5 separate regions of the Homo sapiens genome follow, and regions 1, 2, 3 and 5 are each linked to region 4. Evidence: chromatin contacts called from ENCODE Hi-C or POLR2A ChIA-PET data. All regions are on one chromosome and are shown on one strand. Each heading gives the region's core, a stretch centred on a gene start or an enhancer-like site at or near the end of the contact. The rest is flanking DNA. Distances are from core to core; before and after follow the strand shown. Region 1 holds the start of SFT2D2 (SFT2 domain containing 2). Region 2 holds the start of TIPRL (TOR signaling pathway regulator). Region 3 holds the start of MPZL1 (myelin protein zero like 1). Region 4 holds the start of GORAB-AS1 (GORAB antisense RNA 1). Region 5 holds the start of DCAF6 (DDB1 and CUL4 associated factor 6).

The links. Hi-C counts contacts between places; a loop is a spot of excess contacts on that map. ChIA-PET counts read pairs that join two places held with the same protein, here RNA polymerase II (POLR2A). Pooled maps may share reads with other maps.
Region 1: a loop to region 4 is called in a map of B cell, with 23 times the contacts of the local background. The contact joins the promoter of SFT2D2 here to the promoter of GORAB-AS1 in region 4. A Hi-C loop is called at or near these places in 2 of 168 maps with a recorded cell type or tissue (B cell and CD8-positive, alpha-beta T cell), 1 of 37 single-sample maps with no recorded cell type and 7 of 50 pooled maps. POLR2A ChIA-PET finds 5 or more read pairs at or near these places in 1 of 52 experiments (activated B cell).
Region 2: a loop to region 4 is called in a map of transverse colon, with 17 times the contacts of the local background. The contact joins the promoter of TIPRL here to the promoter of GORAB-AS1 in region 4. A Hi-C loop is called at or near these places in 2 of 168 maps with a recorded cell type or tissue (naive thymus-derived CD4-positive, alpha-beta T cell and transverse colon) and 8 of 50 pooled maps.
Region 3: a map with no recorded cell type shows a loop between it and region 4 (16-fold over the local background). The contact joins the promoter of MPZL1 here to the promoter of GORAB-AS1 in region 4. A Hi-C loop is called at or near these places in 1 of 37 single-sample maps with no recorded cell type and 7 of 50 pooled maps. POLR2A ChIA-PET finds 5 or more read pairs at or near these places in 2 of 52 experiments (T-cell and activated CD4-positive, alpha-beta T cell).
Region 5: a map of sigmoid colon shows a loop between it and region 4 (9-fold over the local background). The contact joins the promoter of DCAF6 here to the promoter of GORAB-AS1 in region 4. A Hi-C loop is called at or near these places in 1 of 168 maps with a recorded cell type or tissue (sigmoid colon), 1 of 37 single-sample maps with no recorded cell type and 8 of 50 pooled maps.

What each region holds. Positions count from the first base shown.
Region 1 is chr1:168,223,806-168,227,842 of GRCh38, forward strand. It overlaps SFT2D2 (SFT2 domain containing 2), which reads left to right and starts at 2,199. Exons shown (of 8, transcript NM_199344.3): 1 at 2,199-2,337. The coding sequence starts at 2,275. RefSeq lists a silencer at 1,866-2,495 and enhancers at 2,120-2,853, 3,156-3,235, 3,356-3,405.
Region 2 is chr1:168,177,254-168,180,936 of GRCh38, forward strand. TIPRL (TOR signaling pathway regulator) reads left to right here and starts at 1,709. Exons shown (of 7, transcript NM_152902.5): 1 at 1,709-1,928. The coding sequence starts at 1,825. RefSeq lists enhancers at 1,332-1,833, 1,821-1,940.
Region 3 is chr1:167,720,496-167,724,263 of GRCh38, forward strand. MPZL1 (myelin protein zero like 1) reads left to right here and starts at 1,487. Exons shown (of 6, transcript NM_003953.6): 1 at 1,487-1,747. The coding sequence starts at 1,657. RefSeq lists silencers at 1,127-1,496, 1,887-1,956, 1,987-2,126 and an enhancer at 1,815-2,315.
Region 4 is chr1:170,531,282-170,534,735 of GRCh38, forward strand. GORAB-AS1 (GORAB antisense RNA 1) reads right to left here and starts at 1,328. Exons shown (of 3, transcript NR_125958.1): 1 at 1,167-1,328. GORAB (golgin, RAB6 interacting) reads left to right here and starts at 885. Exons shown (of 5, transcript NM_152281.3): 1 at 885-1,003. The coding sequence starts at 943.
Region 5 is chr1:167,934,795-167,938,407 of GRCh38, forward strand. DCAF6 (DDB1 and CUL4 associated factor 6) reads left to right here and starts at 1,889. Exons shown (of 22, transcript NM_001198956.2): 1 at 1,889-2,214. The coding sequence starts at 2,118. MPC2 (mitochondrial pyruvate carrier 2) reads right to left here and starts at 2,278. Exons shown (of 6, transcript NM_001143674.4): 1 at 2,145-2,278; 2 at 939-1,104. The coding sequence starts at 1,047. RefSeq lists enhancers at 905-1,014, 1,465-1,774 and silencers at 1,185-1,354, 1,955-2,024, 2,055-2,294.

The sequences.
Region 1 (4,037 bases), core at 949-3,448, 2.3 Mb before region 4:
TCAGACTTATGTTTACAAAGATCCTTCAAGGGATGGTGTGGCACAGTCAGAAAAAACCTTCTGAAGACATTGATTAAACCTTCCTCATTCTTCTGTGTTTAATGACTACTTAGTATTCTTGTGAATGAATGTACCATAATTTATTTAAGCACTTCCCTCATTTATGAACTTTTAAGTTGTTTCCAATTTTTTTCTATTACAAACAATGCTACAATGAATCACCTTGTAATGGGCCAATTGCACAATGTGCAAATATAAATGTAGGTAAATCAGGAGCCCATATTCTGGGTTCAGACTCAGACACATTGGAGAAAGATAAGAGTGGATGCCTGTTACATTTTACAATAGATAATATTAATGGATTGTGAAATATATACTGAGCACTGTTCTAAGCATTTTTGAAATGGCTTTATTGCAATAGAATTCATATGCCATACAGTTAATTCAAAGCATACAATTCAATGGTTTTTAGTATGTTCAGAGCTGTGCATGCAACCATTACCACAATCTAATTCCAGAACATTTAAATCACCCCATTAGTCTCTTACTACCATTTCCCCTCCTCCATCCCTAGGCAACCATTAGTCTACTTTCTGTTTCTATGGGTTTGCCTATTCTGGACATTTCCTATAAATGAAATCATACAATATATGGTCTATTGTGTCTAGCTTCTGTGAAAGGGAAATATCTTGGGCCCCCCCAAATTACTAAAGGGAAAATTCAAGCTGGGAACTGCTTAGAACAAATCTGCCTCTCATTCTATTCAAAGTTATCACTGTGTTCACTGAGATAAATGCACATCTGATTGCCTCCTTTGGAAAGGCTAATCAAAAACTCAAAGGAGTGCAACCATTTGTCTCTCACCTATCTGTGACTTGGAAGCCCCCTCCCCCCTTGAGTCTTCCTGCCTTTGCTTCGAGTTGTCCCGCCTTTCCAAACACAACCAATGTACTTCTTACACATATTGACGGATGCCTCATGTCTCCCTAAAATGTATAACACCAAGCTATGCCCCAACGACCTTGGGCACATGTCGTCAGGACTTCCTGAGTCTGTGTCACAGGTGCTGTTCCTCAACCTTGGCAAAATAAACTTCCTGGTTAACTGAGACCTGTCTCAAATTTTCGGGCTCCACACTTCTTTCACTTAATACAATGTTTTCGAGGTTCATCCACGTTGTAGCATGTGTCAGTACTCCATTCTTTTTTATTGCATGGGTATGTCACATTTTATTTACCATTAATCAGTTGGTGGCCATTTGTATTGTTTCCACTCTGTTGCCCAAGCTAGAGTGCAGTGGCTTACTGTACTGACAATCATGGCTTACTGCAGCCTTGACCTCCTGAGTCCAAGCCATTCTTCCTCCTCAGCCTCGCAAGTAGCTTGGATTACAGATGCCCGCCAGCATGCCTGGCTAATTTTTAAGAATGTTTTGAAGAGATGAGGTCTCCCTATGTTGCCCAGGCTGGTCTGGAACTCCCGGGCTCAAGCCATCTTCCCAAAGTGCTGGGAATACAGACATGAGCCACCATGCCCAGTCTACTTTTAGTTTTTTTAAGGTCAGAAAAAAAAACAATTGTACAAACACAAAACAATTTAACAATCTATTATTCCTTTCAACATTCCTTCAGTCACTTTTTTTTTTTTTTTTTTTGAGACAGAGTCTCGCTCTGTTGCCCATGCTGGAGTGCAGTATCCTGGTCATAGCTCATTACAGCCTGGAACTCCTTGGCTCAAGTGAGCCTCCTGCCTCAGCCTCCGGAGTAGCTGGGCTTCCAGGCACGCCCCACCACACCAGACTAAGGCCTTGAGTGATTAAAAAGAAAATCTTTTCCTGTGTAGGCACGATCGCAATATGGATGAACCACAGCCTTTGTTCCCGTCTGCACAAGGCTTCTCCCCCGTCTTTGTGTCTCCGGAGCCTTGCACGTGGTAGGTGCTCGGCATTCGTTGACTGGATCAAGTAGGGCGAGGGAGCGCGGCCCGTTCCGGTTTGAAACTGCTCTGGACGCCGAATTAGTGTTTGGCAGCGCCTGGTGGTCTTCAATCCCAGCCCCTCCGGCCCGCCGCGCCCCCCGGGACCAAAACAAGCGGAGGCGAGCGCGGGCGCGCGGGGCATGCCGGGAGCCCCCCGGTGGGCAGGTGCCTGGGCGGGGCGCGCCGCGGTTGGCGCCTGGGCGGCTGGGCGGCTGCCTAGCACCCGGAAGAGCCGTCAACTTAGCGAGCGCAACAGGCTGCCGCTGAGGAGCTGGAGCTGGTGGGGACTGGGCCGCAATGGACAAGCTGAAGAAGGTGCTGAGCGGGCAGGACACGGAGGACCGGAGCGGCCTGTCCGAGGTGAGTGAGCCCGGGGCCGTCGGCCCCCTCTCGCCGCGCTCCCGCCCTGCGTCCCCTGCCCGGGCCTGGGAAGCCTGCGGGGACTCCCTGGAGTTTCTGGACGGTAGCTCTGCCCCTTCTCCTCCTCTTCTTCTGCAGGGCTCCGCGAAGAGGTCTGGCACTACACGGGGCAGTGGCCGCGGCGTCCTTTTCTGCCCCGCGCCCCTTCAGCCCATCCTCCCTGACAAGGGGGCGGCGCAGGAGGAAATCCCCGGACTGAGCTGCGAGTGGGAGGGTGGGCGACTGGGCTGTCGGCCCCGGCCCCACCGGCCGGGGAATGCGCTTTAGGGCCGGGTAGGGCTGGGGGCCCCGAGGTCCAGGCGGAAGGAGCCTTTGCTGGGTGGGTCGGGGCCCCAGACCCGGACTGGGGTGTTGGGGTGGCGGTCCCTACCTCGCGACGGGGCTGGTGGCCGCGCCCCGAGCTCTGCCTTGGTTTTCTGTCCGGTTTAGGTTGTAGGGTGTGACACTCCCACCCGCCCCTGTACACATTGCCTTGTGATTGGGGGTGAGAAACTGCCCCCATCCCATGAGGACAGGGACCACATCTTGTGTCTCTGTCCACACTGCCCACAACTAGTCTCTAGACACCCAGCGCCTCAGGAGACTGCCTGCGTGTTGGTTTGTTTTATTAGAAAAGCTTTTTTTTCTTTTTTTCTGAGACAGAGTCTCACTCTGTCGCCCAGGCTGGAGTGCAGTGGCGCGATCTTGGCTCACTGCAGCCTCTGCCTCCTGGGTTCAAGCGATTCTCCCACCTCAGCCTCCCAAGTAGCTGGGATTACAGACACCCGCCATCAAACCCGGCTAATTTTTGTATTTTTACTAGAGACGAGGTTTCACCATCTTGGCCGGGCTGGTCTCGAACTCCTGACCTCAAGTGATCCGCCCACCTCTGCCTCCCAAAGTGCTGGGATTACAGGCATGAGCCACCGCGCCCGGCCTATTAGAAAAGTTTTGATCGTGCTGAAACCTGGCCACTAATGTCCTATGTTGTAGAACCACACAGAATGCTGCATTTCTATTTAGGGTGCTTTTAGCTTTTGTTTTCCTTTTTGGATGACAAAATAACGTTTCTCTTCGCTTTTTGGTGTATTCTTTAGCCTCCGTTCCCCATCTGTGAAATGAGGATGTTAAGATGATATGGCCAACTGGAAACTAATCAGTGTTTCTTCTGGTTTCTCAGCAAGTTCTTCTTTCTCAGCAAGCTGCTTTCACCCACGTTTGTGGTTGCTGATTTTATTCGGTTTTGTTTTGTGTGATACTGGGACTTAGCATGACATCTCCGAATGTAAGATTGCTCTCTGAATCTTCACCTTGAGGGAGTAATTCTATGGGATCGAATGTTGGAGTCACTGAAATTTAACTTTTTGATATTTCAAAACAAGTTGGTGGGTTCTTTTTAATTTGTTGCCTTTATTAATTGGTCAAGGCTCAGAGTAATTTCACGGGTTTTTTTTTCTTGATTTCTAGCCTCTATTATGAATCTCAAGTGGAACCTCAGACCGGGCCTAAGAAAGGTCTGACTCATAGGTAGCTGACCCTCGTTATTTAAAGCTTTATTTCCATAGACTGTCAACAAGCCTTTATGAACAATTGGTGCTTAAGAGGCAGACACTTTCTCTCCCTGCAGACTCTTGAGGGGTGGAGTGTTGACAGTGGGATGA
Region 2 (3,683 bases), core at 459-2,958, 2.4 Mb before region 4:
ACCATAAAATGTCGTTAAATGGTTTTTTATGTGCAATGGTATAATGTGCCTTACTTTCCAACCTGACTGGTGTAGAATCACATGACAGATAGCAGACTCCCTTTTCTTAAGCATTCCTTTCTACTGACTTCAAGTCTTTAGACAAAGCTTAACACTGTTTTTTGTTTGTTTGTTTGTTTGTTTTTGAGACAAGGTCTTACTCTGTCACCCAGGCTGGAGTGCAGTGGCACGATCTCGGCTCACTGCAACCTCTGCCTCTCAGGTTCAAGTGATTCTCCCACCTCAGCCTCCCTAGTAGCTGGGGTTACAGGCATCCACCACCGTGCTTGGCTAAGTTTTGTATTTTTAGTAGACACAGGTTTTCACAATATTGGCCAGGCTGGTCTTGAACTCCCGACCTCAGGTGGTCCACCCACCTTGGCCTCCCAAAGTGCTGGGATTACAGTCTTGAGCCACTGCACCTGGCCTGTGTTTTTATTTGTTTTTGAGACAGGGTCTCGCTCACCCAGGCATGAGTGCTGTGGCATGATCATGGCTCAATGCAGCCTCTGAGGCTCAAGAGATCCTCCCACCACAGCCTCTCAAGTGGCCTGGGACTACAGGCAGATACCATCATACACAGCTAATTAACACGGTTTGTAGAGATGAGGGCTTACTCTGGTGCCCACGCTGGTCTCAAATTCCTGGACTCAAGCAATCCTCTCACCTAGGCCTCCCAAGATGCTGGGATTATAGGCAGGAGCCACCTCGCCTGACTAAAGCTTAAATCTTTCAACAGATTGCCGATCAGAAAATCTTTGAATCCACCTATGATCTGTAAGCCTCTCCTTCAAGACATCCCACTTCCTTAGCCTGAACCAATGTATATCTTCCATATATTGACTTATTTTACCTGCAATTCCCAACTCCCTAAAATGTATAAAACAAAGAGTAATGCCACCGCTTCAGATGCTCTTTGTTAGGACCTCTTGGGACTATTCCCTGGGCCATGGTCACTCATATTGGTTCAGAATAAATCTCTTTAAAACCTTTTACAGAATTTGTTTTTTTTCCATTAACAAAATCATCTCATTTTGAGGCAACTGAAGCCTAAAATCGTTAGAGAAGCGCTTTGCCCAAGGATTCACACAATAGTGTTGCAAATGGAGATTTAGCACTAAGTCAGCTGTGTTGTTTTCACTATACTGGGTGCCTACATAGCAACTAGACCATGGAAAGTCTTCGCATATCTACGAGGATGCAATTTTTGATAGGAGTTGGTCATAGTCAAGAGTGGCTAGATGGCCACTTCTAAATCTTGTTGGTGCTGGATTTCCTAAACTCTGTGGGATTACTTCTTTTTTTGACCTCAAAACAGAAAAATTTCCTCTGTAACACGATTCACTAACACATGAGGTAATCACACTGCTTTGAGGTCTGTAAGGATCAAGTTGGAACCGTCATCCCCTTCCCTGGCAGTCCCTAAAATCCTTCGAGATGACGTCACCCAACGAGTTCAAGAGGGCGGTGCGTTCCTAACCACACCTTCTGCAACCCAAGTGCCGCCCCTCTGACTTTCTCCTTTTTCCTTTTTTCCGGAACGCCGGAACGTAAGACGTGGGTCACGCAACAAGAGCAACTAGTCCCGGAAGCAAAAAGCAAAGAGGCGGAGAAGAAGACGGGAAGCAGAGCCCGCGTCCGGGTCGGCCGGCAGGGGGCGGGGCCGGGCATGGTAACGGCTCGGAAGCCTAGGAGGCTGGGCCGGAGGGAGGCGGAGGAACCGGTGTTCGCCGCCGCCGCTGCTTCAGCTTATTCCTTGTGGCCTCTGCGGGTCCTGCCTCAGCCATGATGATCCACGGCTTCCAGAGCAGCCACCGGGATTTCTGCTTCGGGCCCTGGAAGCTGACGGCGTCCAAGACCCACATCATGAAGTCGGCGGATGTGGAGAAGTGAGGCTTCGGGGCACGGGGTCTGGGCGCTGGCCGGTTGCTGGCCCAGGGCGGGAGGCAGGGCGAACTCTGTGCAGCCCCTCCCCTTTTCCCTGAGGCGGAGGTTCGGTCCCTCCGGACCGGACCTTTGATTGACAACTTCGATAAATAATCCAGTCACACTTCCGGGCCCTTTGGTTGGGGATCGCCAGGCGCTGCTTTCGTCAACTGTCAATCCGCCTGGGTTTGAGTAGAGTGTGACTGTTCTGGTGGACTTTCCCCTCACCAAACGTCTCCTCCTGCCTCAGCCTGCACCACCTTTCTTTCTGGGTGGCTGTTGCCTGTTTTCTTAGGGGTTAATGACGGGGATGATTTATAAGTTTGGTTTCTGTCACGTCAGGTGCTGTGCCCGGCGCTTGAGATAGGAAATGTAAAAGACAACGTGCGCCTCAATTCACAGTCTCGTGAGAGAGACAGACAATTATATTACAGCGTGAATAAATGTAATGAAGATGTATACACGGAGTGATGTGAGGTCTTTTAGGGGCTCGAACCATCTGGGAAATTGGGATGCCTGAACTGAATCTTTATAAAACCGTTGCGGGGGGCGGTGGATAGGTACATGCCATCAGGTCAGGCAGAGTGAGTTGTGATGCGTTTTTGATGCCTGGGCTGAATCTTGACAAAATTTAGGGGAATCAGGGGACGCATGTAAAGCTGGGGGCTCAGGGAGAGTGAAAGCTGTGATGTGTTTAAAGAGCTGTGTCCGTGTGATTGGAGCGTGAGGTACCATAGGGGGTGTTGTGAGAGATGAGAGGTAGGCCCCAGGGGAATCAAGATACTGAGGGAATTTTTATGCCTGGCTAAGGAGTTTTCAATTTTATCTGACAACCACTGGGTGTAATTTTATCCAAAGGAGCTGCATTATCAGATGTACGCTCTGAAAGATTTCTCTGGAGGCCATGTTGAGGCTGGATTGCAGGTCCGCAGGGATGGGAAGGAGACCAGTTAGTAAGAGAAAAGATAGGTTTTAGAAGATTAAGTCCCTGGGATGGCCAGCTGATGGGAGGAGAAATAAAAAAGGAAGAGTCTATGCTGATGACAAGATCTCTGGCTTGGATTTTTGCATGTATCGTATGCCTTTGAACAAGATGAGAAGCACAGGAGGAGGAGAAGCAGATGGGGGCAGGGTGTTGGTTAGAGGATGAGTTTAGTTTATTGAAATGTGAGGTGGGTATAGGTCATAAAGTGAAGATGTGTAGTAGGCATTTAGATATATTTATCTTGGAGCTCAAAAAAGATAACGTCTGTGGGTTTAAGTTTGGGAATTATCTGCTTATATTTGGTACCTGGAGCTTTGGGAATGAATTAAGGTATCTAGAAGTCATCCAGAGGAAAAGGTCATAAAATAGAACCCTAAGTGAGTACTTGCATTTTAAGATTTGAGCAGAGGGAGTGACCAGGGAAGAGAGGAAAGTAATGAAACGATGTTTGCTTCCTAATTCAAGAAAATAAGTGGTAATATTCTAGTAGACTCACTGAAAAAAATTAGGAAAATACAGAAAAGAAAGGAAAAAAATTTCCCTTCATCCCACCAGAAATTGAATTACTTTTTTGAGTTTTTCCTCTCTATATCTTTCTTTTCTTTTTTTTTTATAACTTTTTTTTTTTTTTTGTATTTTTAGTAGAGACGGAGTTTCTGCATTTTGCTCAGGCTGGTCTCGAACTCCTGACCTCAGGTGATCTGTCCGCCTTGGCCCCCCAAAGTGCCGGGAT
Region 3 (3,768 bases), core at 237-2,736, 2.8 Mb before region 4:
TGGGGTTTCACTACGCTGGCCAGGCTGGTCTCAAACTCCTGACCTCGTGATCTGCCCGCCTCGGCCTCCCGAAGTGCTGGGATTACAAGTGTGAGCCACCGCACCCGGCCCTCATTTTTACAAATGTAATTGAGTACTTGTTTGTGTACACTAGTAGACGATGTGCTTCTTGAGAGTAAAGCCCAGGTGTTCTACATCCATGGTTCAATTAATGCATTGGTATCTTTTCCAACCTATGGCATTTGAGATACAACTTCAAAAGGATCTGCTGACAGAAATAGGGCAAAGTGGTTCTGGTATTTTTTTTTTTTAAGTTTTTTTCTCACTAATGTTCTTATGATTTCGCTGTACTGCAATGTTAGCTGAAACAGCACAGATATCAGGAATGGCATTGTTAAGACTGACCTTAGACAAAAACCCTGAAGTGAGAGGTTACATTTTGGGTTCTCACCATACTCTTCCCCCGCTCTTGTCCTAATTGTCTAAAGCTTGCTTCCCTTCCTCATCGTATCAGCCTCCCACCTGAATCTTCCCTTTTCCTCCTTCACACTCATCTTTCTTGTGCCCCTGTCCCCCATTTTTCCCTTTTGTAAGCCATTTTCATAAGGATCCTTCCAAATATTTCCCCTATTGATTGGACAACCCGTAGGTGGCAGACTGTTCTGGGCCAAGGCAACCAAGTTGAGCAGGGCCAGCAATCAGTGTCGGGAACTTCTGCAGGGCACTTCAGAATCAGTGTTGGGAACTTCTGCTTTCTATTTTTCACGGACACAGACAGGAACACAGATATGCGAAAGCAAAACAATCAAAAAGCATTTTCATTTGTTTTTCAGGTAGTAGGAAAGAGTTCCAGATTCCCATCCTTCTGAAGCCAGGAGGGAGGTTCCTAAGAGGAGGTTAGGGCAAGATGGAGACTTCTTTTTAAACTAGTAGATTTCGCAAATTGCAACACATACATTATCTAGTCCACGCAAAGGACAGGCCTTGGGGACACGGCACGGGGAACGTGTTCCACCTGGACGACTGAATCAGAAGTCTCTCCCCCATCAATTGAACGCCTCATTATTTTTCTTTCTGTCTTTTCTTTCTTTTTAAGGTAAATGAATTGCTTCTTTTTCGTTAGGTGAGGCCGGCAGAGAACAAGAAGAGCTGAAACGGAGGCGAGGTTAGTACCCAGCAAAGACCTGTGGCGAGGAGAGACAATGAAGAGGACCACGGGACTGGACCCTGAGAAAGGCAGAGGAGACGCTGGCTGGTGGGGCCCGCAGGCGGACAGCCACGCAGGCAGGCGGAAGGCTCGGCTCGGCCTGGGACCGCTGCAGACCCGGCCTCCGCGCGGGGCCGAGGCGCCTGGGTGGGACCGAGGAGGCGGGGCCTTCCCGGCGGACGGATGATGGACAGCCTGACTCTCCAATCGCGTCCTTAAAAGGGTGCGGGCAGGCCAATGAGCGGACAGCGAGGGCCGGAGTGGGGCTGAGGCTTCGGTGCAGAGCTGGAGAGCCGCGGCTGGGACCGGAGTGGGGAGCGCGGCGTGGAGGTGCCACCCGGCGCGGGTGGCGGAGAGATCAGAAGCCTCTTCCCCAAGCCGAGCCAACCTCAGCGGGGACCCGGGCTCAGGGACGCGGCGGCGGCGGCGGCGACTGCAGTGGCTGGACGATGGCAGCGTCCGCCGGAGCCGGGGCGGTGATTGCAGCCCCAGACAGCCGGCGCTGGCTGTGGTCGGTGCTGGCGGCGGCGCTTGGGCTCTGTAAGTGATGCCAGGACCAGGGCTGGGGCCGGGGAGTGGGGCCCCCGGGCCCGACACACGCCCATCGCGGCGGTCGCAGGCCAGGCGCGCGCACTGAGAGCCGAGGTGGGGAGGGGGCGCGGCCTGCGCTCTCTGGGGCCGAGGGGACCCAGCCCATGGGGAACGCGGGCCTCCGCGACTGGCCGGGAAGGCGCAGAGCCTCTTTCTTCTCTTTCCTGGATCCTGGAGTGCGGAGGAGGAGGGGAGAGTGCTTTACCTTGCTCCTTCCCGGGGGGCGGTCCAGGGGAGCGGACCCGGCGGGCGGCTGCGGTGAGCCCTCGCGGCGCACCCTGCCCTCTCCTCGTGGTGACTCTGGATCGTCTAGGCCCTCCCGGATTCTGACTCAGGAACTAGGGTTCTGGCGTTCTTCACCTTTGGGAGGTGGCGGAAAGTTGCAGGTTTTTCATTTGTAGGGCCTTTGTTGATTTGTTTCCTGTTAAGCCAGGGTTTTGTTGTAAGTTCCCTTTCCCATGCTCTCATTCAGTTTTAAGTCTCCGTAATAAAAGAGTCTCATTTCCGTGGTCTGCAAAACGCCAATAAAAAAATATTGTTACTTCTAGGTTAGAATGCAAAGAGCTTGGAATACCAGTGAGATGGCCTGGCTTAAAAGAATTTGGTCAAATCCATCATAATTCCAGACGTAGCCACCATAATTTGACAAGACATAGAGCATTAAAAAGCATAATTTTCCTAAAGGAAAAAAAAAGCTCCTTTTTCTTACCAAATATTGTGACTCAAGCTTAAGGTAAACCTCGGGCTCAATTTATGGGAATTGGATGACTTGTTTTATGGACATCTGAAGTGGTATCTGCCACAGGACTTTTCTGTGTTGTTGTTCAAAGCAAAGTACTTGTTGCTGTCTCCGAATTTAGTTAAATAATAGTTATAAAGAGGGCCAGCTGCTAAGAAACCACGTAGATTTTTTTCATTCCCTTTGTTTTCAAAATGTCAGTTATGATTTAGCATCACAGTATCTGAATACCAGAGTTTACTCAGTAATTTCTTTCTTCATGGAAAAGTTCTTAATATAATCCTTGGATCAGGGAAACTAGGTGAAGTTCTGTTGGATCACCAACTGTTCCACTTAAACAGTGATTCCAGGGGCTGTAAAGCATAAATGTAAAAGTCTCCCTACCCTCCAGGGGTTGACAGATGATGACACACTTTGTGTAAGACACAATCCATTCTGTATTTTGTCTTAGAAAAAAAGGTTAAAAGTGTGTTTGTTGGTGGTGGTATTTGTGTTTAATCAAACAAGTAGAAAATAGCCTAAAATTAAGGTTTATCAGAAATATGCTTCAGACAGAATTGTTATGCATGAGAGGTCAGACATTGCTATGGAGGACAAAGCAGTTAGGGTGATCTTAATTAAAATCAGGGTATTAAACGTAGAAGGAGTGCAAAACTACATAGTAGTGAAAAGATCACTAGAGTAATAGCCCCATACAACTTGGACGTAACTCTTCAGTAATGAAGATGAATGTTGATATGTAAAAATCAGCAGCTGATGTTATTGGTTCAACTTAGAAAATTATTGAATCTAAAATTCTTGCCAAATCACCTCTTTTCTGGTCATGGATACTGCACATAAGAGTTTATCTTTTACAGGATAGCTTCTAAAGTTTTATCAAGACAGTTACTCAGCAAACATTCACTGAGCACCTTTTAAGTGCTTAACACTTAAAAGGTGGGAGGTTAGGTCTCACTGTGTTGCCCAGGCTGCTCTGGAACTGAAACTCCTGGGCTCCAGTGATTCCTCTGCCTTTTCCTCGCAAGCAGCTGGGGCTACAGGTGTGTGCCACTGTGTAGGGTCAGAAGCACATTGGTAAAGATGTACTGTGGGAGCTTGAAGGAGGGTCATTATCTCAGACTGTAGTTCAGGCTACTGGAGGAAGGGAGTTTAAACTGGGTAGGCATGGGGGAGGGGCAGAAGTACATACAGAGTTATGAATGAACCTGTTGGTAGTTCAGTATAGTGGGAG
Region 4 (3,454 bases), core at 78-2,577:
TTCGAGACCAGCCTGGCTAACATGGTGAAACCCCGTGTCTACTAAAAATACAGAAAATTAGCCGGGTGTGGTGGCCGGCGCCTGTAATCCCAGCTACTCGGGAGGCTGAGGCGGGAGAATCGCTTGAACCCGGGAGGCGGAGGTTGCAGTGAGCCGAGATCGTGCTATTGCACTCCAGCTTGTGCAACAAGAGCGAAACTATGTCTCAAAAAAAAAAAAAAAAAAAAGTAAGAAAAAAAGAAAAAGAAATCCCTTAAGAGGAAAGTTACATATTATAATTATTCACAAAGGAAACAACCCAAAGCAAAAGAAATCTGAGAGCCGCTCCGGCCTGCGAGAGACCTGGTTATGCCTGTTCCCTTTTCATCAATTATACCCCACCCCTTTTAAATGTTTCTTCATCATCAAAATCCTAAATCTGATCATTTCCTGAGTTAATCTGAAGGAGGCCTCCAGCGCTGTGCACACTCCCAGCAAAACACAAGGATTTTAGGGCACACTAAGAGCCACAGAGAGCACCGCTCCCGCCCCACAGGTACAGGACCCCAAAGGCACTTAGATCTCCCGTTTCCGCCACCGACTTGTTGCTCCTTCCCAAATACCTGTTTATCTCCACCCTTATCCCCATCGCCATTTCCCCCCTTAGCTCCTGAAGCGATTAACCAGCAACAGTGAGAAACAATGAGAGAGAGAGAGAGTAGAGGTAAGCCAGAGGAAACGAATGTCTGCGTGGCAAGGTTTCCTTAGGCAGTTTGTCAGGCACTGCTGAAGGCAGCCTGGAAGGAAGCCGGACCCTGAGGCCGGGGAGAGAGGGCCTTGTGTTTGGAGCCCGATGCACTGATTGGCCGCGGCCGGGGAAAAACCCGGATGAGCTGGGCAGCAGTGTTGGCAGTCGCGGCTGCGAGATTTGGGCACTTTTGGGGGTGCCGGTGGCCCGGGCCGATGGCGCAAGGTTGGGCAGGATTCTCTGAGGAGGAACTGAGGAGACTAAAGCAGACTAAAGGTTACAAGATGGGTTTACAGTGGTTTAATTCTTGGGTCTTAAGGGGAAGAGGCGGGGATGCAGCTTTGGCGGGGAAAGGGGGCGTGGAAGCGGCTACGTTTGTGTTAGCGGAAGGCGCTGTAAGTACGTGGACTGGATTAGGGGGTTTCAGAGGAGGACTTACTGGGAGTCACGACGGGAGGGGCAAGCCAGAGGACTGGGATCTTCTTTTAGAAAAAACGGTCCAGGAATCCACTGTAGGGATTTGACTCTTGTGAAAGGAATGGGACTTGGGAGAGGAAGTGAGCCTACAGCCGGGGTGTCTCCCTTAGGGAAGATTGCTGCAGGAATCAACGGTTGGAAGGTTAGGGTCAGGGTAAGGGAAGGAGGAGGGGCGCACACCGTATTAGAATTGTGATGAATTTATAGAAGCAGATGGTTGGAAAAAAGGAGCACAGGCGTCTGAATAAAGGCAAAAATTCGGTACTTTTCACAATTCATCTGGAGTGTTGCATTCACTTCTGGTTGCCAGATGATTTTTGCAGTACTTCCCAATTTTTGAGAATCAGCAAACCAAAAGGGTCTTTGAGAGGGTAGATGTGAAGACTTTATATGTTTATATACATACAGTCTTACTGACTTTGGAGTAAGCTAACCTTGTGCTTCTCTCTCTGGCTTTATAGAGTAATCATTGAATGGGCTTGTACAATTTTTTTGTTGTTGTGGAAGGAATTAAGTTTGCTGATTGTTGGTGGAAAACTTAGTAATATTAATTGCACTTTGCTTGTGGTTGAAATTTCGCAGTGATCTGTATGGTTATCGTGGTAGTACACACAATTTCTGTAAGAAGTGTACATCACTCTTGGTACCTTAATTCAAATACTTTATTTTGGTAGCAAATGAAGTAAACCTTTTGTTAGCGTTTGTGGGGAAATTGGATGTTGCTCTGGTAGCTTGTGCATTTTTAGCATAAATATGAGAATAATCTAGGGCAGACAAGTGGGAAAAGAAGTAAATTAGTAAGATAGGGCCAATGTAGATTATATCGACTGGGGACATTTTGACTGGTCCAGGGGACTTTAAAAACTCTATCATAAAGGTTAGGCTAAGCTATGTAGTTAACTGACTCTGTGTTGCTTGATATACTCAAATTCTTTTGCTTTGTGTTTTCAACATCCATTCACATACTTTGATATACAGGGTACAAGTGCCCTGGCCTCTGGTCTGACTCCAGTAGACTCATGAGGAGACAAACCACAAAGTTATGTGATAGTAGATATTGCAAGAACTTGCTTCAGAGACAAGAGGAACCTCACTCTGCCGGGGATTGGATGGAGCTTGGGAAGATTTCACAAAGTTTGTGTGTTAGCAGAGGCGCATTTTCCAGGGTAAAGATGACTTAATATAAAAATCTAAATTAAACAACATATTCATTATGTAGAAGTATATTTTGAAATATCTTTGCAACCGGGGGTAGATAGAGGATGGTGAGGACCTGAACTTCAAGGCCCACTGTAGTGTGGAAACCAAATCGCTAGTCCGTGACCACCTCGAGGACGGAAAATATCTTAACCTCCTTGTATACCCGTAGCTAAACACAGTGATTGGCATATAGAACTTCCAGCTCTTCCTCTAAATCTTTTCTCCTTGGATTCCTTATTTGTAAAATTAGAGGATTTGGCCCTTTAATTTTAAAGCCATTTCTAGCTGTTCTCTATCTTTAAAAATTTATTGAATAATTTAGGAAGATGGAGTTGGTTGCCAGGAAAAATAAGGACAGTAGTACTCTGGAGACCCCTGTATGGGCATTGAGGAACATAGTCAAGAAAGTTGTTAATAGTCTTGTTTATAATATTAAGAAGTTGGAAACAACCAAAGTGTCCATTAACAAGGGAATGGATAAATAAATTGTGGTATACTCATCTAGCGGGCTACTGTACAGCTGGTGGGAATATATTAGTATTAACTGTAGCCACATGCATTAAAATGTTTGTTAATACAGTATATGTAGTTACACTTGGCCCTTGAACAACACAAGTTTGAACTGTGATGGTTCACTTATACACAAATGTGCATTTAAAAAATACAGTATTTGGGGGATGCAAAACCTGAGTATATGGAGGGCCAACTTTTGGTGTATGTGGTCTTCACAGCGCCAACTGTGGGACTTGAGTATGCACAGATTTTGGTATACATGGGGATCCTGGAACCAATTATCCTCATATACCAAGGATCAGCTAGCTGTATATATAATATATACAGTCACGCACTCAATAACAGTATTTCAGTTAGCAGCGGACCACATATATGGTGATGGTCTGGTAATATTATAATACCCTGTTTTTACTATGCTTTTTCTATGTTTAGATACACAAATACCGTTGTTACAGTTGCCTACAGTCTTCAGTATAGTGACATACTGTACAGGTTTGGAGCTTAGGAGCAAAAGGCTGTACCATATAGCCTAAGTAT
Region 5 (3,613 bases), core at 639-3,138, 2.6 Mb before region 4:
TCTTAGGCTTGAAACAGACCTCAGAATATATCTGATGTTAGCCCCTAGCAAATAAGTATTATTACAACTCACTTTATAGAAGAGGTAACAGAATTCTAGATCTTTAATAAAGGGATTGGAATCTTTCAGTTTCTTACAGTTTTTTTTTTCAACCACAAGAACACAGTTTTCCAGTAGGCAAAGAGAGATGTAACGTTTACTGAGCATTTACAAAGAGTCAAGCACATATGTTATCTGTCATTCTCATAGACCGCGTATTACACAAACAGAGATCTAGGCTTTTGCTCAAGGTCACAACTATAAGTGGTAGAAGAGAATGATATCCAGGTCTGTCCACACAAAAAGCTCTGGGTAGAGCTTGTTCAACAATTTCATAAATAAGGATAGACTTAAAAAAACACACTGGACCTATGGGATGAGAAATGACACTGACTCAAGCCTGGATGAAGTAAAGCATGCAGTTTGGGGGAGGGCTCAGTCTGCAGGCCTCTGCCAGCAGCAGCTGAAGAAAGTGACCTTTACTCCAAACCCTACAGTGCGACAAACCACCCATCCAGCTCTGCCTAGAGTGGGTTAATATGCCACAATTCGAAAAGAGAAAGAGAATGAGTGTTTCATGGTGGCCCCAGACAGTTTGGTGGCCGCAGAAGTTGAGAAGGCTCAAATCTGGAGATCAGGTTTGGGTTGGAGTCGTGCGTAAGGGAGCGGATGTCACATAGGTGGGGAAGGGAGCTGACTTGAGATACGTTGGCTTAGGAAGAGATGTTGCAGGAGAGAGGGTGAAATGCACAGGCTAGGAGAGTAGACGGCTTCACTTGAAGGGAAGGGATTGGGGCTGTGGATGCCTCTAGAGGCAGTTGTCAGAGGGCCTCTAAAAGGTCCATTTTAGAGGAAGCGAGAAGGAAGGTCTCGATAAGGAGCCATTCAGGGTCCATTACCTGCTGGATGGTTGTACAACGGCCTCAATTTCTCGGGCAGCATCAGCTCCACTTTATCGAGGAGCCGGTGGTAGGTGGCCCGCAGGCCTCGGGCACCGGCGGCCGACATCGCCGCCGAGGGATCGTTGGCAGCCGGGTGGGAGCGTGGCTGTGTTCTCGTCCCTGGCTGACAACGAAGGGGAGCTAGTCACTTTTCCTGCCACGACGACTCGCGTCCGCCTCTCGCCTGGAGTACCCTTCCCGCGGCTTTCCCTGCCCGCTGTGAACCGAAAAGCTGCGGCCCGCGCCCCGCGAAGGTTGAGGGGGCGGAGGCTGCCGACTGCCAGCCCCCGGTCCGCCTCCGGCCCCCGGCAGGAGAGAGGGAGGAGCCATGGCAACAGGTGCCAAAATAATCACCTCACCAAGTCTGCGCTGCGCCCTGCTGGCAGCGCGCTTGCGCAGGCCGAGCTGCCCGCCATGATTGGCCCGCCCCGAGGCGCGGGCGGGGTCGAGCGGAAACCTCCTCCTTCTCCCCATGCCCTCGAGGCCATGTTGGAGAAGGGAAAGTGAAGCTGCGCTGGTTCTACTGCCCTTTCACTTTGATTAAGCAGGCCCGTAGTTAAAATGGGTTTTTGGGCCTTCAGTGCCTAAAGATGATGCCGCACAATTCTCTTGCTTCTTTTCACTGGAGACTCGTGAGCGAGAGACTACAGAATTGAGTAGCTTCTCTCTCTACTCGTCTTTTATCCCTAGCGACTTAAGGATCTGGTTAGAGTGGCCCGAATGCATTCTTCCAGGGTGAGGGCAGCCGCAGCACACACCAGCCTCAGTCCCCAGGGTGGTCGTCATCTCGCGAGAAAGGGTTGGCGGGGAGGGTATCCAGGACGAGGAGAGGGAGGAGTCGCCATCGCCTCCGCCTCCGCCTCCTCCTGTTGGAGGGGGGCTGAGGGAGGAGACTGTTGCTGATCTTTGGATGTTCTGGTTAGTCTAAGAAGGAGAGTATGAGGCGAGCTCCGGCCCGGGTGCGGCCGGGCTTCAGGGGCCCAGGCGCCGCTGCTGCCACCGCCATCTAACGCTGCGCCCTGGAGGCCCGGCGCGCGGATGGTGCCGGTGCGGCTCGGGTGTTGAAACGGGTGTCCCCTCCCCCTCCTCCCCTCCCCCACGCGGTGGTCTCCCCTCCCACCCGGCTCAGGCAGAGCCATGTCTCGGGGTGGCTCCTACCCACACCTGTTGTGGGACGTGAGGAAAAGGTCCCTCGGGCTGGAGGACCCGTCCCGGCTGCGGAGTCGCTACCTGGGTGAGCGGGGGCCCCGGGGCGGAGGCGCTGAGGTCGCCGCCTAGAGTGGGGGAGGGGGCACGCTGCCGGGTCTGTTGGAGGTGGGACGGCGTCTCGGTGGGGGCGCCCGGAGACTCTGGGGTGTTGGGTGGGGCCTTGGTTGCCGAATTCCGTGCCGGTGCCTCCCCCAGTCAAGCCCCCTGTGCATGCTGCCAGCCGCCGCCCTTGCTGGGTTTTTCTCGGAGGGCCGGGCCGTGGGCAGAAGGTACTGGCTTGTAAAGGTGTTGGGGTCGCTGATGGGTTGGGACTCGGGAGACTTGCGGAACCTCCAGGAGCTGCCGCGTTTAGAGCAAAAGTTAGCTCTTTTGCTCTTTTCCAGCGCGCTTTCCCCGCTCAGCCGAAGAACCTAAGTTGTTGCCCACCCTCTCCTTCAATCTCCAGAGGGTTTAGGTGTCGGCTGCGACGCGTTGACCACCCTCAGGGACTTCACGCTCCAGACAGAATCCGTGTAAACTGTTTTTGCGGCGCTGAGCCAAAACCTAAAAGTGATAGCTGAGCTCTCCCCACCCCCGCGCGCTCTCCCAGTTCCACTCTGCTCTTCAGTTCGTTTTGACCGCTTAAAGGTGGTGTAGGGTTTCACGTTCCTCTTCCCACCCCTGGAAAACACACTTGGCATTTACAGTTTCGTAGTTAAGCTTTCTAAAAACAACCTTCAGTACTTGGGGGAACAGTATTCCACTTTTTTCGTTTTGCATAACATTTTTTTTTTGAGGATTCTAGGTCACGCCCGAGTCAACTAAAAAGTTTGGTTTCTTAAAAATGGACGTACTTAGTAAAGGTCTTTTTTGTTTCTTCCTGTATACTCTTCATTACTCTTTCTTTCTATTTGGAGATACGGCAAACAACATCATAAAATTTTTTTCTTTCCAGTTTTGCCACTTGCTAGTTAAAAAGTGTTTGTTGCTCTCATTTGTTTTTGATTTCAAGTAAAGAGAAGAAAATGAAATCTCATTACAACCAACAGTTCTGGTTTGTAAATTATTTAAGAAAAGTTAGCATGCAATTTTTTAATTCTTTTTAGTGTCTCAAGTAAAATACGAATACATTTTGTTTATAAAAACTCAATAAAAATGAAGCAAAAATCCCTTTGATCCCTCCCATTCAATTTCACTCCGCCACCCTTAGAAATAATATTTTCTGTTTTCTGAATATTCTTCCAGACCTTTTTGTTTGCATTCTTACAAGTACATATGTACATGTACAAATGCTGGGGTGTGTGTGTGTTTGTGTGTGTATGAGAGAGACACCTGAGTGCATGGTGTCATATTGTAAACATTGTTTTCACTTCTCCACATTTTGGAGATCTTTCCATGGCAGTAAAAATAGATTGATTCTGTCTTTTAAATTATTACATAGTAGG